Linked DNA regions of Homo sapiens: region 2 is linked to region 1. The links are chromatin loops, found by intact Hi-C in ENCODE. Cell type or tissue: breast epithelium. All regions are shown on one strand.

What was found. Peaks named below come from ENCODE experiments on the same cell type or tissue, not always from the same donor. Only the 100,000 strongest peaks of a DNase experiment are listed, where the experiment ranks them.
Region 2: a loop joins it to region 1, with 14 times the contacts of the local background. A loop is called at or near these places in 15 of 110 quality-filtered maps.

What each region holds. Positions count from the first base shown.
Region 1 is chr10:21,501,513-21,504,012 of GRCh38, forward strand. No RefSeq gene overlaps it. Among named protein-coding and RNA genes, the nearest start is that of MIR1915HG, 5.5 kb to the left of the region's middle. In breast epithelium, no CTCF peak of the experiment used is centred here; no DNase peak of the experiment used is centred here.
Region 2 is chr10:22,216,422-22,218,921 of GRCh38, forward strand. It overlaps EBLN1 (endogenous Bornavirus like nucleoprotein 1), which reads right to left and starts at 1,594. Exons shown (of 3, transcript NM_001394757.1): 1 at 1,495-1,594. In breast epithelium, no CTCF peak of the experiment used is centred here; no DNase peak of the experiment used is centred here.

The DNA of each region.
Region 1 (2,500 bases):
AAGAAGAGGAGGAGGAGGGAAGGCAGAAGAAGAAGCAGGGAAGAGGAGGATGGGGGGTGGGGAGGAAGAGGAGCAGGGGAGATGCAGAATAAAAGATGGCCAAAGGGGATCAGCACAAAATGGAACAACTCCTTTCTTATCCAAATTGCCCCATAACTCAGTCTTTCCCACACTCTAAAAGAGGGATAACTGGTTTCAATAACTATTAATACTTTCTCGAAGTAACTTTTTTGAGTGAATTTTACTCTTGCACCTGACTGGAACCGACCTACCCCTCTCCCCAACCTGAAGAGAGGAATGGGCCATGTACCTTTGGGGAGATAAATAGCTTTATAAGGCATAATAGCCTCCCTGTAGCCAGTCATCACTCCACAGAAAGCCAGGGAGATTCAAGCTGTGAGAACCCAGGTGCTTTGTTGCATAACCAATCTCAGCCTTAATCCAGCCAAGGTCAGCCCACATTAGATTCCCAAGAAATGGGCTTAAGGTTCCTCCTCCTGTCTGGACCATTCACAGGTAAGGAGATCCTCACAGAGAAATACATCTAGTACTTACAACCAAACTCCAAGTGGGAGCAAGTCATCATTGTGATGAGAGTAGAAGACCATGGCAGAGAAGGGAGGAGGTGTAGATATGTGTAAAGAGAGAGAGAGACATGTTTGCTTTTGCCCAACTCTACAGTTCTAGCCTGACTCAGTCCATCCTCACTCAACCACCAGGGTAAAATAGAAATCAGCCTCTGGGTTATCAGAGAGAGAGTAGTGGTTGTGTGTGTATGTGTTGGGGGATGGGGGTTGTTGCTTTCTCCAACCCCAGGCTAGTGTATAGGGAACGATATCACAGATAGGAAAAGATGGAGTAGAGGGAAAGAGAGGCTGGAGGAGAACTACAGCCTACAGTCACTCTGAGGAACTCATCCTCATTAAAGAAATCCTTTCTATGATGCTGCATGTCTTCCTCAGATTTGTGGCAGCCACACTGAAGGAGGAGGCAGCTGCAGGAGCTGCCGCTGCTGCATGCAGGCATCCAACAGTGTGTCCCTAGCAGCCGACTTGGTGTCCCCAGTGTGAAGAGCCCAGGCTTTGCCCATTAGGCTGTGACTGAAAACAATCCCCCTGCTCCAAGCAGCTTCCACAGTGACTACCCCAAATCCCTAAACAGATTCCTGGACTGAGAGAATACAGTTCATAGCATGAATGTCTAAGAGCGGGATTCAGTTAAAACAAAAAAAAAGATAACAGAAAATCCCACCCAATTCTGAAATCACTAATGAAATCATGTGTGGTAGTGGGTATTTGTCCCTGCATGGATTACAGTTTCATACTTTTGTCCCTAGAATGACATTTCAAAAATATTCTCCCCTATGTAGCACCAAAGGCTGTTTTTATGGCCTGCTATTGTGAATCAACCTTCTGTAAACCATATTGTGCATTTTCCCCTGGATTTTAGTGAAAGAAGAATTGTGCCAATGCAACTGCTTTGTCCCAGCGCTGAAACAAAGACTAATACACGGGAAAGAGGCAGCCTCTGCAAAATGTACTCGTCTCTGATTTGGGAGGAAAGCTCCTAGAGTGACCAGCCCATAATTGTGGTTGATATTTAATCCCCCTTGGTACAAAGGCTCATCTTTTCACTAAGCAGAAGCACCATTGAGATACGCCTAACCTTTAGGGTTATATCCCAAATGGGGAGTCCAGGGCCTACGCTTGGATTATCTAGGTCTCTTCTATTTTGTAAAAATATACACAAAAAAGCATTCCTCACAACAAAGCATTCCTAATCACTTCAGCTTCTTGGTGGATTTTTATTCCTGTGTCCACTTGGGGTATTGAAATCGATCGCTGCAATATTTAATATATTACACTCCTAGGGTCATCCCTCTCCTAAGACCGAATTCTCTCCCTCATGCCCTCAACTCAGCCCAGTTTCTATCCTCCCACTACCATCTGTCCAGGTCCTCTGTTTATCTGTCCACATAACGCCTTTAATTCTCAGCCCAGCCAGACAACTTCACGTTTATTCTGTTTTCTTCTGTTATGGAAAATGCTGAAAGCTGTAGGCAACAGTGCACTTAAAAGGGAAAATGAGGAGCTCAGTAGATTGGATAAAATTAACCTGCCACAAACAACCTCATTAAAGAACTGCCTACCAAGAGTTAAGAATTAATAGCAAAATGGATGGGAAAAAACCCTTCAGTGAAGAGACCTTAAACCTCTTTCCCTGAAAGGTGCATAATTTACAAGCCCAACCTAACATTCAGTTTTATTTCCCTTTCCTAGTGACCTGTCCCATAACCTTGTAATCCACTGCGGGGGTGTTTTCTCTTTTGTCCCTTTCTTCTGGTTACACACCCATAAGTTTGCAAGCCCAAATATTTTCTGATATTTTTGGTTCAAAAATGCACTTAAATTATTTGGAGCCTTTTAATTTAGAAAGACACTTTAAGAGACTCCTGGAATACCCTTTGGGAATTGTTAGATGATTTGAAGAGTGCCCTTAA
Region 2 (2,500 bases), 710 kb after region 1:
AGATAATATATAACCTACTTTGAATTATCACCAATAGACTCAAACAGGGCAACAACCTCTTTAAGGAAAACAAGCTACTTGCATCAAAATGAGAATACTTTCTACTCTTCTGGAAAAATATCTAGATGGCAACATTCTATGTACAATAGGTAATTTATTTGTGGTTTTATTTCAAAAACTTAGAATATTTGTTTGAAATATATAATTCTCATCATTGGTAGTTTGGCACATAAAACTCTTCTAAAAATATAGGTTAGACATATACAATGAAGACTGAGGAAGGACAGGATTTTAGTGAAAAGTTGCAATAATTTATAAATTGTGCTAATACAATTAAACGGAGTATAAATCTTCAGAAATTTTAACTTGATTTTCAAAACACTGGAAGTTTAATCAAGAATCACGAGTACTTCTTGCCCTATGTGCACTCCATCTCTGTTTTGCCAAAATCCACATAATCAAAATTTTTTATGATTTTCCTTAAGACTATTTTATCGAGATCAAAAACTAAGTAAGTACACTTGAGCTTCAAGTCTAAAACACAAAACTTGTGCGCTGCATCATTTTACCTTGACTCAGCCAATCAGAATCCAATGTTGCCTGGGAAACCCTCTCACGCTTATTACAATAACAATTCTGTTGCTTGATTTTTAAAGCAATAAATACATACTCAGAAATTATTTATATATATATGTATGTGTATATATATATTTTTTTGTTTTGAGACGGAGTCTCGCTCTGTTGTTCAGGCTGCAGTGCAGTGGTGCAATCTTGACTCACTGCAACCTTCGCCTCCTGGGTTCAAGTGATTCTCCTGCCTCAGCCTCCTGAGTATCTGAGATTATAGGTGCGTGCCACCACGCCCAGCTAATTTTTCTATTTTTAGTAGAGATAGGGTTTCACCAGTGCAAAAACTTATCATCCTGGTTTCTTTTCCCTGATCAGTATGAGAAGGCACAAAGGAATAAAGAGAACTGCTTCACTTTCATACTGTTCTCATATTCATTTCTTATGTGCCAAGAACTTTGGTAATATAAAGAAAGACAAAGAGGAAAAAACATATCCTCTGCTTTTTCTGTATATCCTGCACACCATACATTTCATTACACACCAATGTGTTTGTCAGATTCAACTGCATTGTTATTTTTTATCTTCCTTGGTATACGCAAGAAAAATGGAAACAAAACTTAATGGAAAACAGAAAACTGTAATAAATGACAAAAGCAGATACTACGTTGGCTACATTCTCTGACTACACCATGATATAACCATAAATTCGTAAAATTAACTTTGGAAAAAACAACCACTTGAAAAAGGTTAAATATTAAGTCTCTCCTAAATAACTTCTAAGTCAAAAAGCAAGCAACAAATACAGACTATTTAGAAAATAATGTAAAGAGGAGTAACTAGGTGTATTAGTCCGTTCTCACACTGCTGTAAATATACTACCCGAGACTGAGTAATTTATAAGGAAAGGAGGTTTAATTGACTCACAGTTCTGCATGGCTGGGAAGGCCTCAGGAAACTACAAGCATGGCTGAAGGAGGAGAAGCAAGCACCTTCCTCACAGGGCAGCAGGACCTAGAGAAAGAGCAAGGACGAGGGGAACTGCCAGATGCTTTTAAACCGTCAGATCTCGTGAGAACTCACTCACCATCACGAGAACTGCATGAGGGAAATCCACCCCCATGATCCAATCACCTCCTACCAGTCCCTGCCTCAACAGTTGGGATTACAATTCAAGGTGAGATTTAGGTGGACACAGCCAAACCATGTAACTGCATAGCAAAATCTCTGTCGTTTAAATATAAATCTTAATGACTTTGCTGTTTTTTAAAAAATTAAAGTATACAAAGCAAATGTGTAACAAAAAAGAAAAAAACAACAACAATGACCTAAAAAGACAGGAAGAAATAATACATATAAAAGGAAAAATAATAAGAAAAGAAACCACTCCTAGGAGACTTGTGCCATGGATACTATGGCCCCTCACCCAGTCCCCCTTCAGGTTCAAGGCTGTTGCTGGGAGTAATTATTGGCTGTTGATGGCTCACAGCTGAATCCATTTTCTGGAATTGACCTTGGTTAAAGGAAGTTGCCTCAATACATTTATGTCTCTTCTTCAAGGGTAGCCCACAATCCAATGACTGAATTCAATGCAGCGATTCAAAGACCCAGCCCTGGTGCCTTGGATTGGTACATCTCTGAATGCTCTTTCAGCCTCAATGCTCCCCCTGGAGCCAGCTGAGGCTACTGATGCAGCTGCATTTCAGTTTGGCTTTTTCCTCTGCTCAGTACTATTTTCTCCCTGGCTTCCTCAAAGGAGTTGTTTCTGAGAGCACTCTTCAATAAACTGTACATGCAAATCTCAGAGTCTCCGGGCATCTGACCTGCAGCAGCTAGTGCTGGAAGTGATCCTAGGAAAGTGGCTTTAAAATGAGACCGCAGGCACAGCCAGATCACCCACTGGCAGGCAGGTACTGAAGACCCATCACTGGGG